2 separate regions of the Homo sapiens genome follow, and region 2 is linked to region 1. Evidence: read pairs that join two places in POLR2A ChIA-PET (ENCODE). Cell type or tissue: Panc1. All regions are shown on one strand. Links, peaks and the distances in the headings refer to the core of each region. The heading gives the core; the rest is flanking DNA. Region 1 holds the start of LOC124900875 (a long non-coding RNA gene). Region 2 overlaps FAT1 (FAT atypical cadherin 1).

What was found. Peaks named below come from ENCODE experiments on the same cell type or tissue, not always from the same donor. Only the 100,000 strongest peaks of a DNase experiment are listed, where the experiment ranks them.
Region 2: POLR2A ChIA-PET joins it to region 1 with 8 read pairs; 1 of 35 experiments calls an interaction of 5 or more read pairs at or near these places.

The regions. Positions count from the first base shown.
Region 1 is chr4:186,755,336-186,765,341 of GRCh38, reverse strand. It overlaps LOC124900875 (a long non-coding RNA gene), which reads left to right and starts at 5,675. Exons shown (of 2, transcript XR_007058500.1): 1 at 5,675-5,921; 2 at 6,335-6,579. In Panc1, for the core only: no CTCF peak of the experiment used is centred there; no DNase peak of the experiment used is centred there; H3K27ac peaks cover 404 bases.
Region 2 is chr4:186,692,896-186,702,901 of GRCh38, reverse strand. The region is part of intron 2 of FAT1 (FAT atypical cadherin 1); the gene reads left to right. Among named protein-coding and RNA genes, the nearest start is that of FAT1, 26 kb to the left of the region's middle. In Panc1, for the core only: no CTCF peak of the experiment used is centred there; no DNase peak of the experiment used is centred there; H3K27ac peaks cover 2,500 bases.

The sequences.
Region 1 (10,006 bases), core at 2,953-5,452:
ATTCACCGGCCACATCCGCTTTCAGAAAGTTGGCAGATGCAATGACTACCACTAGCCACTGCTAAGAACCCCTCAGGAATCCAAATGTGCTGGCAACTGGGCACACTCAGGGTTGCTAAAGCCCTAGGCAACAACAGGACATCAAACACGTACAACTTTATCCACTGAGACTTTTCCCCCTTTCTTAAAAACGTCGTAGCATGCCAACAATAACCAAAGGATAGCTTATGATAGTCCACGCCACTTGCACAATAATATCTATTCATTATTCTGTAACTCAGTCACAAACACAAACGGATTGTAAAAGCAAAGTTTATAAGCACAGAAATGGAAAGTTAGAGCACATTAGAAAACATAAATAATTTACAAGTGATTACTGCTTGTAATTTTTTTTCTGCTAAGTTTTGAGGGAGAGCCATTTCATAATAATTACGGACCTCTGCGTTGATGCCTCTTTTTCTAATGGCACCCTTTCTTCCTCTACTTGATTAAGAGAATACATCTAGGCTGTTTTAAAATGCTGCAACCAGGCATGGTGGCTCAAACCCATAATCCCGGCACTTTGGGAAACCGAGACAAGAGGATTGCTTGAACTTAGTTCTAGACCAGGCTGGGCAACATAGTGAGACCCTGTATCTACCAAAAAAAAAAAAAAGTAGCCAGACATGATGGTAGGAGGCTGAGACAGGAGGATCGTTTGAGCCCAGGAGGTCAAGGCTACAATGAGCTATGATCACACCAGTGCTCTCTAGCCTGGGCGACAGAGCAAGACCCTGTCCCAAAACAAAAAACAAAAAAATACTGTGACAAAATGAAAGCCCCTCCCTCTCTGCCTGGGCTGAAAGTTTTTCAGTATTTTTATTTTTACCATTACTTGTTTTAAAAAGAACACTCATTCAGATAATACCCTAAAGATAAGATTCAAAAACAATTCAGAACCTACCAAACATTGATTCGTAACCATTACCTTTGGATATTTTTCTCCCCTAAACAATTATATTCTCTGGAAATGAGAATCTAACAATTCATTTCCATTCTCCTTCTTGCAGGTGTTCATTTTTCTAATTAGGGACCAAAATGCTAATTTTGTTCAGCCCATCAACATCAAATTATCAGTACTCAGAAGCTTATTGTTTACAAATCACACAGAGAGAGTGGGACCATACCTGAAATGGAAATCACATAGTTTGTTTGTTCATTTATTTATTTATAAATTTATAAATTTATATATTTTATTTATTTATTTATTTGAGACACAGTCTCGCTCTGTCGCCCAGGCTGGAGTGCAATGGTGCAATCTCAGCTCACTACAAACTCCAGCTCCCGGGTTCAAGCCATTCTCCTGCCTCAGCCTCCCAAGTAGCTGGGATTACAGGTGCCCGACACCACACCCAGCTAATTTTTGTAATTTTAGTAGAGACAGGGTTTCACCATGTTGGCCAGGCTGGTCTCAAACTCCTGACCCCAAGTGATCCGCCGAACTCGGTCTCCCAAAGTGCTAGGATTACAGGCGTAAGCCATCGCGCCTGGCTGAAATAGCACAGTTTAAATGAAATTTTAATCAAGATTAGTGATTAAGTCAATATGCAATTATTTTGGATTTCAAAACTTTCTTTTCTTTTGAAACACATTATAATCTGTAACTACCCTATGAAAATTTGTGACATAGTTGAAATAGTTAGACCTCTTGCTTCCTATAAGCAGGCTGGGAGTCAAGTTGCTCCATGCTATTATTTTTTATACTTTATTTTCTGGTCTCCCAGACTCTTTATAGGAGGTTCCACAATGTCCAGGTCCATAGACCCTTCTACTGCTACACTCCTACTTGAAACATAGTGAGCACCCAATTAGTGCAGGTCATCACTATTATTAAAATAGTTATTAAGATTAGAACACTAACCCTATTTCATTTCTCCACGACCCAATGCTAGCAAGTTTGCTAAAGTCAAAATGTAGGCTAGCCTCTCAGTGGGTGCTACCAAGATTAGCTCCTTGTACCATATCTTATTCTTGTTAAAGTAGACCTTGTAATATTTATAATGCCCTAAACTTAAACAGTGGGAGTTTCATGTTCACCTGCAAGTAGAAGTTTTGCCTTTGCAAACATTGCGGATGTCAGGGAACAATCCAAAAGGGCAGATGCTAATAATCCACTGTGATCTTCGGGTTCTATGTGACATTTGCTAGCCCTCTGTTTGATGGCATGTCTCCAAGTGTCGCTCAGTCCATAAGAGACAAAATTTACCTCCCTTTCCTTTCCGTGCTCCACAATATATGACTCCTGCTGTTTTATATTCTCTATCTGATGACAAATATTCCCCCAGGATAATACTTGTCTCTCAGGCAGAATACAGCAAACATTTTTAATCTCTTTCTTTGACATACTCTATATACCTCATGAATAATTAAATAATGATTCACAATTGGCCAGTTTTTCTTCATTTTTTTTTTTACTTTGCAGACTTCAAAGGACTTTTGGACAGGTAGAAGGTGAGGCGAGGCTGGTGATAGATATCAACCAAAATTATCACTCAATATGTTTTTGCTAAGGAGAAATTTGTTATTTAGCAATGATGAGTGAAAGCCAAATCTTCACCTTCGAAGTTTGAAAGTTTTTAACAAATCCTTGCTCACTTCAATCCATAATTCTGAATTGCACCTGTATCTGCTCAATCATCTGAGTCAAAGTCTGTGAGCCATCACCTAAATCCATACGCCTCACTAACCAAGGCTGAATTCTCCTACTGAGCAAAGTTGTGCAAGTAGAGACCAGATTAGCCAAGGTCAAAACACATAGCTTTTACAGCAGCAGTACAGTTTTCAAATGCATAAGGAAATTCAGGCAGTTCAGTTTATGATAAAATCTGTAGTTCATGCTCTTCACTAAATACTTTGTTTAATGGGTTAGCTTTTAATAGCAAAAAGCTAAGTGAAAACAATCATTAGAACAAGTCCTCAGCACATCAATTCACTTCTTATTTTAGAAATTAAGGCTGGGCATTATAGCTTATGCCTGTAATCCCAGCACTTTGGGAGGCCTATGCAGATGAATTGCTTGAGCCCAGGAGTTGGCCAGCTTGGGCAACATGGTCAAACTCTATCTCTACAAAAAACACAAAAATTAGCTGGGCATGGTGGCATGTGCCTGTAGTTCCAGCTACTTGGGTGGCTGAGGTGGGAGAATCACTTGAGCCCGGGAGGTCAAGGCTGCAGTGAGCCGTGACTGTACCACTGCACTCCAGCCTGGGTGACAGAGTGAGAACCCAACTCAAAAAAATAAAAAATTTAAAAAGCAAATGTTAAGTGAAGTGCTAAATTGAATCAATTAAGGTGGATACTAAAACAAAGCATACTTCAGAAATGTGTTGCCAATACTTATTTAGTATTAATTATGACATGTTTGGCCTTCAATGGTTCATGCTCATTATTTATTTTATGAGACTTTTAGATCTAATTTAACTTTCCTTGTTTTCTTGCTTTAATCCATTATTCTTAATAAAGGAAGTGTTCAGCTCCCATGAATAGGATTTAATCAACTCTCTGGCAAATCCATGCTGGCCTCAGGCCCCTGGGTCAAACTTTGGTAAGGATCCCTATGAGGACTGACATTGGCATTTGGTTGCCTAGAAACTGTTCTTGGACTCAGGCAAAGACCCAACACATAATCTGGCACCTTCCTAGGCAAGTTTAAGACTGGCACAGGCTTCAGTGCATATCTCTTATGAGTAGACTATTAGTACCATCCCTCTGGGATTGTCATGCAGATTAAATGTCATGCGGATTAAATAAATTCATCCATATAAAGTGCTTAGCACAATGCCTGCTATCTGGAAAGCCTTCAACACTGCTAGCTTTTATTTGGTTAGTGTTGTTGTTATTGCCTCAACCCGTGAACGGACAATTAGAGAAACAAATCTCTATCTCTGTCACTTGCTGAATCTGAGGCCCTGCAAGGCATGGGTATACCCAAGGGGAATGCACTTGAATATGACGTAATATTTTACAATCGGTTTCAGGTGGAGATCTCAAAGAAAGCCTTTTCTTATAACACACAATATATGATTAGTATTATACATAGAATGTATGAATAAAGGTAGCACATATGGAGGTCACTGTGCCAAATTCAGAACAAGCTTTTCTTTACAACCAAGAAAATGTACTTCAGTGCTTGCGTTGTTTTAGTTCTGGATGAGTGTGTGGCCAAAGCTGATAGAAGTTGTCGAGAAGGGAAGATGGGGAGAAAGAAACCAGATGTATAATGTAGGGAAGAAGGAACTCACATCGTTTGCAGTGGTGCCTTTTGGAATGATGATGGGACAAACCTGGGTATGTCACATTCCAGCACCATGCATTCTGCATTTTCAAAAAAACATCAATCCTAAGTTTTCATTCAATTCCATCATCTCCTCAGAACAATTCAGTTCATCCAACCATGCATTCCAACGTTTAGAAAATCTGTATTTAGTCATTTCATTAGTCAGAAGATCCTATTTTCCCACCCCTCCTCCGCTCCATCCCAGTATAAAATGCTTTCTCATACCAGCTTGCTAGTGCTTCACATGCCAGCAACAAACGGAAAAACCCTCCATTTCACAATTCCAACCTCATGCATGATACTTGAGTATCTCAGATCCCCTTTGACTTTAAAATTCAAATTAGGTTACACACCGCTGGATTCAGCGTGCACCCAGGAGCCAGCATTTAACAGCAGTGGTGAACACAGACACACGGGGGCTGTAGGGTGGTGGAATGGGGGTTGTGTGCCCTGGAGTAGGTAGCGGGTAAATAAAATAATAATAATAAAGGGTAGGGACCCAGAGACTAGTTTGTAGCCTTCAAAATTGTTGAAACATCAGACCTGCACAGGAGTGTTTGTTCAATAGGAGTAAGAAGGTGTTTGTAAACAACCATTATTTTTTATAAGGCTTCGATTTTTATAGAATCTAGAGAGTTTTATTTAGTAGTCTACTCTCTAGGGGCAAAATGGATTGAAGAGGCACCAGTGTCATGAACTCCCCATGAGAAGCGTTGTGTCCAGAGAGCAGATCTTGTTGGTATTGAGTCCACAAGAATGGACGGCAACGGATTCTGAGCTCCTTTCCTTAAACTAGGCCCTCTGAGCTAACCCCACAGCCCCCTCGGCGGGTGACTAAGGGAAGGCGAGGAAGTGATTCTCTGTCCTAGCCAAGTATACGTCCAGGCTTGGAGACGACTGGTAGGGCTTGCTGCAGCTTGTTCTAGAATCAGTAAGAACAAAAGATTTACCGAAATGTCTTTTTTCCCTCCTTCACTGCACTAAATTCCCTATTAACTAAAGCAATCTGCACGCAGCCACCCACAAACACTGGAAGCGTTTGGCAGATAGGCCCGCTTTCGTGTGGAAGCTGTGAGGAGGTTCTTTTTGTCGATATGTTTTGAAGTCCCAATTAATATCAATGCAATGCTCAATAAATATTTCCGTATTCGTCTCAATATCTTTGGACTTTCTTCATAGCTAGTTGTTTTTTTTTTTTTTTTTTTTACTCCCATAAAAATTTAATATCAGTGTGTTGGGCAAGGAAATGGATCCATGTATAAATAAGTGAAATGCAAACCATAGTTTTTTGTATGTCATTTCCTTCTAAACAGAAAATAAAAATAAATGATAGACATCTAAAACACCCTTACAGTTTACAAGAGGATCCCCGAAGCTACAGAATCACAGATGACGCGGAGCTGCGTGAAGGCGTCTCTGGGCGAGTCCCACAGGGAAGATGAAAAGCAAGCGGCCCGGAAGGGCCCGAGGGCGGAGCGCAGGCTCACGGGACACAGCGCGCACCAATGATGAGCAAACTGAACCAGCGTCAGGAGGCGCCAGTTAAACTCAAATGTTTCAGCTCAACAAGGCCTGTGAGGTGGTTCCTATTTCTCCAGTTTTACGTGTGAGTAAACGGGGGCTCAGGAGAAGTGATGTACCTAAAGTCACATGGCTAATAAATACCCTACTGGAGAAAAGATTTGAACTTGAGTCATGCCCATTCCCCCTGATATGGTTTGGCTGTGTCCCCATTCAAATGTCAACTTGAATCGTGTCCCCCAGAATTCCCCCATATTGTGGGAAGGACCCAGAGGGAGGTAGTTGAATCATGGGGGTGGGTCTTTCCCGCGTTATTCTCGCGAGAGTGAATACGTCTCACGAGATCTAATGGGTTTATCGGGAGTTTCCACGTTTGCTTGCTCCTTATTTTCTCTTGCTGCTGCTGCGTAAGAAACGCCTTTCGCCTCCCGCCATGATTCTGAGGCCTCCCCAGCCACGTGGAACTGTAAGTCCAATTAAACTTCTTTTTCTTCCCAGTCTCCGGTATGTCTTTATCAGCAGCATGAAAACAAGACTAATACACCCCCACACCATGGTACCGAAGACGGGACACAGCTGCTCTACTGATTAAATTCAACTGACGTGAGGTTGCAGCTATTCTATTCATATATTCACCATCCCATTCTTGATGATGTTCCTCAAGCTTACTTAACTTGCACGTGGATGCAGAAGAAAGGTTTCTTTTGAAAGACTGTTGTAAATAAAAGAGTCTGTAGTGCTTATGTTGTTGTTTGTTGACTGACTATAAAATAGATCCTTGCTGATTTGTACATTTGATTTCCCATGGGGCAGTAACAATATGAAAGTAGGATTAAGGCCGGGCACGGTGGCTCACCCCTGTAATCCCAGCACTTTGGGAGGCCGAGGCAGGTGTATCACTTGAGGTCAGGCGTTAGAGACCAGCCTGACCAACATGGTGAAACTCCATCCCTACTAAAAATACAAAAATTAGCCAGGCGTGGTGGCACGTGCCTGTAGTCCCAGCTACTCAGGAGGCTGAGGCAGGAGAATCGCTTGAACCCGGGAGGCAAAAGTTGCAGTGATCCAGGATCATGCCACTGTGCAGCAGCCAGAGTAACAGAGTAAGACTCCGTCTCAAAAAAAAAAAAAAAAGAAAAAGAAAAAAGTAGGATTATTATGTGTTTTTCCACACTATTGTCTTACTGTCTTTGTTCCCCTTCCTAAGTGTTCTTTTCGAATCGCACCAGGAGAGGGTTAGGATCACGGTAATAAGCCAACCCCAGGAATGTCTCCCATAACACATGAATTAAGTCAGCTGTGGCTTTTTAACACGCTTCGCCCAGTGGCTCCAGGTGCAGAGCGGGGCGGGCAGGAAGGGTCCCAAAGGACCATGAGGCAGTGCAACTCCTGACCGTGCACTGAGCTTTAAGAGCCTCAGTGCCTGGATTTGAGAATTCCAACCTCGGCATTGCAGCCCTTTTTTTTTTTTTTTTTTAAATAGTATGCCCATCTGTTGGCCTCATGAGCAAGCAGCTGCACGAGGGCCTGAGTATCAACATTCTTAATGTCAGGTGGTTGTGAAATTTTGCATTTGTGACAAAAAGTCTTCAGGGCCGTAATTAACAGAGTAGGGAATTTCAATTCGAATACTATAACTTCTTTAAAACTATGCCCATCTGCTGGCCTCATGTCCTCAACAGAGCTTGAGTCCTGAAAGCAACAGGAAAGGAAAATTACAAAATGTAATTGTTATTTCAATAAGTTTTGCAGAGAGGAGGGGACATGGTGGTGATGAAGTGGTGAGGAAAGAGGGATGGGCATGTTCGTAATTTACAAAGGAAGTAAGAGGAGCTGTTATAATTGGATTTCAATTCTGCTTTTCAAAATGTTCTCAGTAGGACCAGGCACAGTGGCTCACAACTGTAAGGACTTTGGGAGGCCAAGGCTGGAGGATTGCTTGAGGCCAGGAATGCAAGACCAGCCTGGGCAACATAGACTCTATCTCTACAAAAAAAAAAAAAAAATTCTCAGTAGAAATTGGGCTGTAGGTTTGGAGAGTCCTGGATTAATGTCTTACAATTAGCAAAACTCATGGTCTTTGTGCTTTCCTTCTCCCCCATGACCCCACTCCTTTCCAGCCTACCCCAAAATTTGAAAAGCAGCTTTATTTCCTTATGTAATATAGTAATGTGAGTAAACCTCACACTGATACTTTTTGTGGCCAAAGTGGGAGAAAGTTCCAGTAAAACGTTGTAACTATCCAGTCATGTTACCTGGGTATCCTTCCAGTCATTTTTTCTGTGTCTGTATATACATCTAATTTTACCCCAAAATTGAGATCACATCAGCATCATCTACTGAGCAACTATGGCTGGAATTAAGGATATAAAGATGAATAGGACATAATCTCTGCCCTGGAGACAAACCACATAACAGTTAAACAGATCATTCACCCTAGGGTGATAATGCTTCCTCAAGGAAGGCCCAGAGTGCCACCAATGAGAGCACTCCTGGACCCAGGATAAACAAGGCAGACAAAGCTTCCCAGAAGAGGTGTCACCTGCATGGAAGGATGAGGAGTTGATTAGATGACACAGGGTGAAGAGGGTGTTCCAGGTCAGAGGAGCAGGTCGATGGTAACAGCGTATTAATAGCTGTTCGGAATTGCTGAAGCATGCACTATCCACAATAGCAAAGACTTGGAACCAACCCAAATGCCCATCAATGATAGACTGCACAAAGAAAATGTGCCACATATATACCATGGAATACTATGCAGCCATAAAAAAGATGAGTTCATATCATTTGCAGGGACATGGATGAAGCTGGAAACCATCATCCTCAGCAAACACAGGGACAGAAAACCAAACACCGCATGTTCTCACTTATAAGTGGGAGTTGAACGATGAGAACACATGGACACAGGGAGGGGAAGATCACACACCAGGGCCTGTTGGAGGGTAGAGAGGGGAGGGAGAGCATTAGGAGAAATACCTAATGTAGATGACAGGTTGATGGGTGCAGCAAACCACCATGGCACATGTATACCTACGTAACAAAGCTGCACATTCTGCACATGTATCCCAGAACTTTAATTAGAAAAAAAAAAATTGCCGGAGCATGAAATGCCAGTGTGGAGGCTCCTCCACTGAGCAGAGGCCAGGTTGTGGAGGACCTAGAAAGGCGCGCCAAGGAATGTAGATTTTACCCCTTGGAAAACAGAAGCATTTCAATATGGTGTTGCTGTTTTGATAGATGATGGTGGAAGCATGTGAGGTTTGGATTTGAGACAGAACACACTATGGAAGACCAGTCAGGAGCCTAGAATTAGTCCAGGGAACAGAAAGCAAGGAAGAGGGAAAGAAATCCAAACTATTGGTGGTTAAGTTCACTGGACTTTGTGACTATTATGCGCATGTAGGAGTTGCAGGACAAAGAGTTACCCAGATTACCACCAAGGATGAGGTAATAATTATCTAATTCAGTTAGACAAGACAGGAAGTGAAGCTTGCCCTATGGCAGTGGAGGCAGACCAAAGCTGAGTTCAGTTCTCTGCATGTTGTGTGTAAGGTAAATATATACACAGGGCCAGTAGATCTGCAGCTTAAGTTCAGACAGGGGTTGAGGGATAGAGATACAAGGATAGAATTTATCTGCATACAAGTAAAAACCATGAGAGTAGATGGATTGAACTAAGGAGCATGTACAAAGTGAGACGAGCTGCAAGCAATGAGCTCTAGGCTTCATGCTTCAGAGGCTCCCAGGGTGTCAAGCTTTGTGGTCAATAGGTTGAAGGGTCTCTCACCAAACACCTGCGTAGTCATAAATCGAGATGTACCCACACTCCAAGTACAAGAGATAATTTATGAGTCAACCTTTCCTAAAAGGTTATTCCCAGTATGTTGACTGACTACAAGAATCATTCATTTATTTGACAAATCTTTACTAAGCTCTGTAAAGCAGGCAACAGTTCAAGACCCTGTTGGTGATGGTAGGAATGTAACGGCTGTTAGAATATGGAAATATTGCTGCCCCAGAGGGTATATCACAGTGGTTCTCAACTAGGGTGATTTTACTTCCCAGGAGACATTTGAAAATATCTGGTGACATTTTTTGGTTGTCATAACTGAGGGGGAAGTGAAAATGGCAACTAGTGGGTAGAAGCCAGAGAGATTCCTAAACATCCTA
Region 2 (10,006 bases), core at 2,570-5,069, 62 kb after region 1:
ATCTTTGAAGCATGTGTAATCCCACATTCAGGGTTCGGTCTGCCTGCCATGCGTCTCAGCATCCAACCCCCTCTTCTACTTCAGATCCATTCTCTGTTGCTTTGTTGTAAGCTTCAACAGGTTTTCCTGTAATTTAAGCAGAATAAAATCTGGAGCATCCCTCTTGTGGGTGTGTGGAATAAATTTGGTGTAGTGTTCTTAGCTGATGTGTACTTAGCAAGTTAATTATTACTTGAGCACCAATGAAATGCTGCAGCTTTTTGTTCATTTTTAAAACTAAGGGAATGTCTAGAAAAATGCCTGGCCAGAAGATTTTGTAGAAATTGTGAATAGAAGTTGGTGTTGAAGCAGTGTTGGGTTGAGGTCTGTTCCCTGATGTGTGTATTGCGTACAGGACGCCCTGGAATGTGTTTGACCTTCAGTCTAGAGTAGTTTGGTTCTCTTTTTGGCTGTTAATGTTAGTATACAAAGCAGCCCAGGACGAGTGTTTCCCCTTCTGACTCTACTTATTTGGGGAGCCCGTGTTTTTCATTAAGATAAGAGCAGATCTCTAAACATATTACTGCTGTGTTACTTTTAGCATCCCAATCCTGGTTTCAGGATTGAAATTTACGTTTTGATGAAAAGACTGGGAATGAATTAATATGGAAGTACAGCCGTTGTCACAACTTAAGTCAGCATTCATGAAATACAGGAAGGGAAATGAGGACATTTTTCTTAAGAGAAAATGGCTGCATTCACACGATGGAGAGTGTTGGAGCACCATCCCTGTGTCACCTGTGTGGAGGCCGGCTCCTGGCCTCATGTCTGTGTCACCTGTGTGGAGGTCGGCTCCTGGCCTCATCCCTGTGTCACCTGTGTGGGGGTCGGCTCCTGGCCTCATGTCTGTGTCACCTGTGTGGGGGTCGGCTCCTGGCCTCATCCCTGTGTCACCTGTGTGGGGTCGGCTCCTGGCCGCCCGGCTTAGGTGCACACAGGTGAGTGCGTTTCTACAGTGGGAACGGAACGGAATTCCGGCCCAGGCTAACCTGATTGTTGACCTCAGTCAGGGAAAATGTTTCTGGAGCTTCTGTCTGGTTCTGCAGAACTCTGAATGTTTCAGCTATTTATTATTCATTCAAGTTAGAAACCCTTTTCCTCATATAAAGTAGGATATTTTACTTACATCCTGGGATCCCTGCTCCTGCTGCACGTCCTCCTGTGACAGGAGAAGGAATGTGGAGGAGGCTGACGGGCCCCGGATCCTGACTAAAGGGTCTGCAAGTGGCTGAGAGCTGGGTGGCTGCTGGAAGCCTGGCCTGCTGTGGTGGGACCTGATGCCCTGTGGGAGCTGGGGCTAGAATTCCTGGCAGCAGGAACTTGATTAGAGACGGGTGGGAGGCCCGGCAGAGAGTTAAAAAATGTGCTGGTGAAAGGGCTTTTGTGTTGCTGGCTCCTCCCTGAAGTGGCAGCAGCTGCTGTCCTCTTGGCTCTTTATGTTCTCCTCCTAGGAAAGCTTAAGAGAAAAGAAGCTCGTTTCCCAGCCACAGGGAGACTGGAAGTTGTGTCTTGGCAGAAATGATGTTACCACAGTGTGTTGTTGCTGTGTTCTGGGATAAAAATCTTGTGTGTGTGTGATTCTGAGTCAAGCAGGGCGTGGTAACAATTTCTACCAGGGGAAGGGTCCTTCTTTGAAGCAGGAAGATGTTAAGGTGAAAATAGGATCTAGTCGAAATCCTAAGGAAGTTCCATTTTCTTACTAAAAACAACAGAGATTCAGCTTTTCTTTAGTTATTTGTATGATGTTTACCACGTTGATGCGTTACTGACTGAACAAGTCTAGCCTGGAAAGGCTGTGGATGGGAACTCGGGGGACCGTGACTCAGGGCCGTCCCACGTTGTGGAGCAGCACGCAGTGACGCTTACCGTGCTGTGATGTAATTCTCAGAGTGTGCAGGGGCCGGGACCTGGAGGTGTGGGGTGGAAACAGCTTACGTCAGACAGGCCGGCTTTGTCCTCATGCTGTCAGTGGTAATGACACTGGTGGTGAGCACCAGTCTAGTAATAACCACGACACTGAGTGTCACAGCCGGGCACTGGGCCCGGCATTCTGTGTGTGCCAGTCCATTTAATTCTCACAACCACCGGGTGGACTCTGTTATCCCTACATTACAGGATGAAACGTCAATGAGAGGTTAAGTAACTTGCCCAAGACTTCTTGGGTGCTAAGTGCCAGAACCGCATTTTACTCCTCTTACTCTTTGAAGAATGATCTACGGATGCTGCGAGGGAGCCTGTTCAAAAACGACTAGTGAAGTGGGTTTCTGTGCTAAGCTGGGTTAGGCCAGGTTGCAGCCTTGAATCCTAGATTCGATGCTTGGTCCTGAAGGAGTCTTGAATGTAAGAATCTTCCAGCATTTTTACTCTGAATGACATATTGCTATCTAGCACAATTAGGAGGACAGGAGTTTGAATTCCGTCGCGGTGGCAGTCAGCAAGTCAAGATCAGGCCAGCGAAGGCGTGGGTGAATCCAGGTGAGTGCCTGTAGCTTCCCTTGTCTCATTGGCCATTGAAGAGATGGACAGGTGTCATATTTGTGTTTGCAGTTGTAAAAGTGTGATTTAATCGGTAAAAATGCTGCCCATCTGAACTGGACAGGACGTTAATTGTTGGAAGGCTTTTCTTGTGGAAACCATGTTTAAGATGGTGGTTAGGTCCCAGCTTTCAGGCCTGCACGCCAAAGCTAACGTGATTTGTACCTCCCTCTGCATCGAGTTACATGAGGCCATCGTTCTCTTGCCTTGTCCTCCTTGGTGCCTTGGCATCAGCAGCTGTCCTCTTGGCCATCTAGTACGGGGCAAGAAAGCCAGAGTAAGCTTACTCACCGTCCCCCTTGCCAGGGAACTGTTTTTTGTCCTAAGGATGTTTAAGGATTGGGTGTTCGTAATTTGTTGAGTGACCTGTGTGTGTAGAGGTTTAATGTTCACTTAATACCTGGTCTGTTCTTTCCGTATTACCTACCGTGTACAACTATGAAAATTGAAAAGATTTTAAGCTTTAGGTGTTAGTTTAAATGTTGGAGATTTTCTTACCATTTAGTTCCCATTGTTTTTACTTTTTGGATTATTTTAGTTCGTAGGGCTGGATTTGTCACGTTTTTATTTATTAGTGTGTGTTTTGTGTACTGTTATTTTGCAGTTGCCTTTCTGGCATTTTTTTTTTTTTTTCAAACAGCAGACCATGCTGCTTATAAATAGTGCATGCTCCATACAAGACATAGTGCCACAAAGCGCAATCTTTTCTGTCTTTGTTACTAGGAATAAATGGACTTGGAAAGATTGCCGTTCAAGGGCACATGCCTGTACTTGTTGAATTGGCAGTTCTCCAGTTTCACAGCAGTGACAGTAAGTCTAGGAAACTATTCACATATATACTTCAAGGGCCAGTCTTATCAATTAACTTGCCTTGCCAGTTCAACAGTACCATATCTCCTCGAATATCTGATACCATGTTGAACTCGGTCCATTGCTAGGCCTCCGAGTGGCTCAACCTGTTGAATGGGATTCTTTAGAATGTCTTACTCATTTCATGTTGGGGAGAGTCTACTAATACAGTCTTTTTAGTTTTAAATCAATTGGTTTTTTGTTTTTTTTTAATAAAAGTTACTCAGCTATTTATGTAGTTTCTGAAGACTGCTTTCTGGTTTGTGATAATTTAACCATATTCTTATCACAGGTAAGCTTTTTCTTCTTAATCATCATCAGCATGTAATTATAGTTAACGTTTAGTGAGTACTTGCCGTGTACAGGCCCTATTTTATGGTCTTTCCATAGACTGTCTCACTAGATTGTCACAATTAGTGAGTAAAATTACGTGGTGTTATACTCTGCTCATGGAGTTCATGTCTGTGCCAAATTATAAAAACACGACAAATGATGGAAATATGATGCACGTCGACTTAGTGCCATTGAATTTTGAAATATTCTGTTGCATTTTTTAAAGGAAAGTAGCGCGTGCCAGTTGATGTAGTTTATGGTGTGATGCGTTAGGAGGCATTCTGACAATACAGACGTGATTCTTGAGCTGAGGTGTTCATCTGTCACGGAATCCTCCTTAACCCGTTTCACTGTCTCCCATCGCACGGGGTCCAGTCTCTCCGTGGCGGAGCCGCATTGCCCTAACAGGCCTCCCTGCTCTCCCATTTAACATCACCCGTGCTTCCCTCACTGGCTCCTGTGCAGCCCTGGTCCCTCAGCCCCTGCCCTGTGCAGCCCTCTACCCCTCTGTGCCTCGCCGTTTTCTGTCTCCCTGCCTTTGGGCATACAGTGGTCAGCTCGTATTATCTCATAACTCTACTTAATAAAGCTTTCTTGACAGCCCTCTTCGTTACGTGGAGCTGTTTCTTATCTTTTATGTACTTAAACATATGACTGCAGTATCACTCTAGTGTAATTGTTTATTTACACGCGCCTTTCCTCTAGATTGTCAGCTCTTTGTGGGCGCACGTAAGTCTTTGAATGCTTGGTGTATATAACAGGCACTCAATGCATAATGGTTAGGCTGGCCTGGTAAGCCATCGTGGGGTCTCCGGGGAAACCTTTCCTTCAAGCCAGGTAGCCTTTGCTTCTCTTCGCTGCGGGGGCACTTCCTGTGTGTTCCTCTGTTGTAGTGTATGACTCAGTGCGCGGCCTGTCTGTGACTTCAGTCCGTCTCCATGAACTCAAGGACACAGTCCAGCGTAATCATCTGTCTACCCTCTTCTAAGCACAGTGGCTGATAGAGCAGTAAGTAGCCCTCATTTGTTTTGTGAGCAAATAGATTGTAACACACAGTAATTGCAGTTGTGAAGGTTGAGCGAAGCTTCTTTTCTGCCACCCTGGACGCCTATTTGTAGGCTCCAAAACTGTGGTTCTTGATGGTTTTGGCGTCACAGAAACTTTGAGAATCTGTGGAAAGCTGTATATTCTTTCTTCAGAGAGACAGTGATTTGATTCAATACCAAGGGGCTCAGTGAAGTGCCGAACCTGTGTTCATGCACTGACCGTCTTCTTGGAATCCTGGTTTTGAGATCCTCTGTTCTGGAGGTTCCAGGGTTGTCAGTCCTCACAAATTCTCATAAAGGAGGACCAGCGGGTAAGGATAATGGTGATGATGATGATGGCAGTGATGACAGTGACAGTGACAAGCATTTTTATAATGCCTTACAACCTGCAAGTATTTCTACATACATTATATGGTGCTTAATGTAATAGAGAAATAAAACCTGTATAAAAATTATAAATGAGCTAGATAAACCTTAACAATGGACAGGTCACTTTTCTATATATTTGTACATGTGCCTGAAATGATTTAGGAGAAACCGTCATTCAAGGCTGTTTCCAAGTGAAATAAGAACCTGTAGTTCTTTATACACCTGTTTCATCAGATGTTCTGTCTCCCCATTGAGGCATACGGCACAAATAAAACAGATATAATGAACAGTGTGCATCATCCCTCGGAGAGCATGGGGATCGGTTTCTGGACCGTCCGCGCACACCCACATCTGTGCGTTCTGAGGTCCCGCAGCCGGCCCTCCACAGACGCTGCGCTTTCGCGTGCTGTGAGTACTGTGTTTTTGATTTGCCTTCAGTTGAAAAGAGTTCATGTGTAAATGGGCCTGTGCAGTTCAAACTCGTGTTGTCCAAGGGTCATTGATACCTCGTTTAAGTTAAGCAGCTTTCTAGGCCAGGCTTTGGTCTTTAGTTTTGCCAGCTCACCATGGAAAACCCTTAATGCCACACCACTAGTATTCCTTTACTTATTAAGGCAATCTGTCAGGAAACTCAGGCCTCTAATGATAAAGTTAGCTCCCTTGGCAGACAGAATTAATTAATTAATTAATTAATTATTTTCTAAGACAGAGTCTTGCTTTGTTGCCAAGGCCAGAGTCGAGTTGCAGTGGCTCAATCTCTGCCTGCTGCAGCCTGCACCTCCAAGTTGAAGTGATTCTCCTGCCTCAGCCTCCCAAGTAGCTGGGATTACAGGTGTGCACCACCACACCCAGCTAATTTTTCTGTTTTTACTAGAGACGAGTTTTTGCTGTGTTGGCCAGGCTGGTCTCGAACTCCTGATCTCAAGTGATCTGCCCACCTTGGCTTCCCAAAGTGTTGGAATTACAGGCGTGAGCCACTGTGCCCAGTCCAGAATTTTTATTTAAATGGACTTGCCGTATGTTCTTTGACCTCTATGGAAAATAGCCCTGCCATAAGTTCTTAGTTAAAAGATTCTCCAAAATGCATTTGTGGGTCCTGGTTTGCTTTTAGCTTTCTATTAATTTTTTTACTTGCCTCTTTATTCTTAGGGCTGCTTGACATTACTCTGTCTCAGACGTCCGTGTTCCTCTTATCACAGTGCTTGGCACAGGGCTGGTACCGAGTAGCTGCCTGCTCAGGGGGTGTTCATCTTTTCATAGATCCTGTGCATGTTTGTCCCATGATCCTCTTCTTTCGATTTGTTGCCCAGCTGAAGGTGTTTACATATTTAAGTGAAAAAAGGCGGGTTTGTCATGTAAATACCAAGTTAGTCTGTTGGTTGAGGCAACAAAATGGAAATCAGTTATTTTTTAAGGATCTAAAAAATTTTAAAAGGAAGTGCTTTTTCTTAATAGTGTGGCAAGCTCATTTAGAAGATGGAAACTGATTAGGAAAGTATGAACATGAGTAATATCCATATGTGGTTTTAATTGGCAGAATGTTGATTTCAGAAAGAAGTCACACGAAGTTTCATATCTACAAAGTATCAAGATTAGAGTTTAAGGTCAGTAATTTTTAAAATAAGTGTTCTAGGGCCTATGGCCGGGCGCTGTGGCTCCCGCCTGTAATCCCAACACTTTGGGAGGTGAAGGCGGGCGGATCATCTGAGGTCAGGAGTTCAAGATCAGCCTGGCCAACATGGTGAAACCCTGTCTCTACTAAAAATACAAAATTAGCTGGGCCTAGTGGCGCACACCTGTAGTCTCAGCTGCTCCAGAGGCTGAGGCAGGAGAATTGCTTGAATCTGGGAGCTGGAGGTTGCAGTGAGTCGAGATTGTGCCACTGCCCTTCAGCCTGGGGGACAAGAGTGAAACTCCGTCTCAAAAATGTGTGTGTGTGTGTGTGTGTGTGTGTGTGTGTGTGTGTGTGTTTTATATATAATACATATTAAAAATTATTTTAGCATGTTTAAAAAATCTGCTTTTGTCATTTGACTTCCACCAGAATATAAGGCTGAAACTGGACTCTGTCCGTGTCTGTATCACTTACTTAGGAACTGACTGGCATCTAGGCATCCAGCCAATACTGGTTGAATGCGTAAAATTTAAAATGGAAATAGATTGTAACAAAATACTAAAGGGAAACGCTTATCTAAATAACTATTGTTGAGAAAGCCCTTTTAAATTTGTCCTTTTTAATATAGTTAAGGCTGCTCTTCCACTTGAGACACCCTGTCTCCCATACCTTCCAAAATTACAAGAATAAGAACAACAAAGCAGTTTAGTAGCAATGCGGGTTCCTCTTTGTTTCTGCTTTGCTTACCTAGGAGCAGCCTCCTTTGTGAGATTGAGTATCTAGATTCTGAGGCTGGCCTTCCAGGTGAATATACCTGAGTTACGTGTTGTGTCCTTGGGCTGTAGAGTAGTGCTATTGCCTGTATCATCCTCTGGATTGAAAAGTATTTCTTTTGTTTTAAGTATAAAAGATGAGTATCCATTGCCATTGCACATTATTCAGCAAAAACTTGAACTCTAAAAAACGTTCAGATTAGTAGGATCTATTTTTGTTAGTATCATTATTGATGAATTTCTTAAAACTTAAGAAAATAGTTACTTCTAGAGATTCACAGATTATTTTTGAAACTGTTGGTTTTCTGGATTAAATTGAGCTCACCCAACTATCCTTTGAAAAAGCTGTTTTGTATTTTTGTTTTGTTTTGTTTTTGTTTTGAGATGGAGTCTCGCTCTGTTGCCCAGGCTGGAGTGCAGTGGCACGATCTTGGCTCCCTGCAACCTCTGCCTCCTGGGTTCAAGCGATTCTTCTGCTTCAGCCTCCCAAGTAGCTGGGATTACAGGCACCCGCCATCATGCCTGGCTAATTTTTGTATTTTTTGTAGAGACGGGGTTTCACCATGTTGGCTAGCTGATCATGAACTCCTGACCTCAGGTGATCTGCCTTCCTCAGCCTCCTGAAATGCTGGGATTACTGGTGTGAACCACTGTACCCAGCCTGTTTTGTATTTTAAGTGTCTTGGTTACTTCTGTGGAGAGGTGCAATTTACTTAAAACCAAACACTTTCTTTTAAAGGGTGGTTGAATAATGGGGGGAAATTTAGTTAGTTACCAGACTCTTTTAAGAAAAATAATATGTATGTAAACTAAAAGTAGTTTTCTTATTTTAGTAACTACATCTAAGTAAAAGTTTTTTAAAAACTCATTTGTTCTTTGTCAACTCTTCTTGCTACTTAGGAACTCTGATTCTAAACCTTCCACTCATATAAATAGAAAATTATCAGTAGCTAGTTCAGTTAACTTCATTATTCTATTTAAAAGTAACTCTTTAGGATGATTAAAGGAAGGAAAGGAAACCGTTGTGGAAGTTGTTCACTGTGTATTTGAGTAGAAATCTGTTCATAGCAAGTTGCATTTGAGAGAGGTTGAGCGTTATGAGAAATGGGGAGATGGTGGTTAGGTTAGGTGAGAGGCAGGTTGAGTTTGGGAGATGTTGAGTTTCGTTAGAAATAGGAAGATGGTGGTTGGATTAGTAGATGAGAGGCAGGTTGAGTCTGGGAGAGGTTGAGTGTTGTGAGAAATAGGAAGATGGTGGATGGGTTAGATGAGAGGCAGGTCGAGCTTGTGAGATGTTGAGTTTTGTGAGAAATAGGAAGATGGTGGTTGGATTAGTAGATGAGAGGCAGGTTGAGTTTGGGAGAGGTTGAGTGTTGTGAAGAGTGGGGAGATGGTGGTTGGGTTAGATGAGAGGCAGGTTGAGTCTGGGAGAGGTTGAATCTTGTGAGGAATGTGGAGATGGCTGTTAGGTTAGATGAAATACATGAGAAACTCAAGTGGAATAAGTGTAGGCAAATCCAGAGCTGAACTGAAACGTTTTATTGTCTTTGGGCCAATATTAAGTATTGTGAAGGAAATTACAGAGAATGGCATTTAGCCTTTTGTTGGGAAACAAACCATCCCAAAACCTCATAGCTTAGAACAGCCTCCACTCATTTGGGTCACCGTTCTGTGGGTGGGCGATTTGGGCTGGGCTCAGCTGGGTGTTTCCTTGGCTGTTTTCCACGGGCTGACTCATGTTTGATCAGTTGCTGTTGAGCTCGAGGGCCCTGCTCCCAGGAGGTGGCTGGGTGTTCGCTGCAGGCAGCAGCTCCTAGGCCCTGTGTCTGTGATCATCCCGCAGCCTGTCCTGGACCCGTTTACATGGTGGTCTCGGGGTTCTGGGTGCTCGAGGAAAGCAGCAAATCCGCTGGGCCAAGGCTCAGAACTCCTCCACTGTCATCTCCCACGTGCTGTGACACAGTTCGTTCATCCAGCCACAGGTAGGGAGGTAGGCTAACCTTGCTGAGAGGAGCTGCCGAGTACTGTGTTCATGTTCCTACTTCCAGAGGCACTTTTACCCGATTGCGTTTCCCTTTGAGGGAATCCCTTCTGAATGTTAAATGTGCATTACTATATAAAGGCTTGTGAAAATTGTGAAAATATCAATATGGTCTTAAAACTTTTCTGTCTTACATAACGATACTTTAAGTTTGTCATACTGTTCAAACATGTAATGGCATTACAGTATATCTTCAAGTTATTTTTAGCACATTTCCATTTAAACTAGAACGTAAGCAGAGATACCAGGGGGATGCTTGAAGTCTGAAGATACCAAAGCAATGCTCCTCCATCGTCTTCCTACTTCATTTTCTATCACAAAGATCTCTGAAGTTTCTTACCCCCAAAGGAATTGGAGAATTCCAGTTATCGTGTTTCTAAAGTGAAAGGCGGAGAGATGGAGTGTC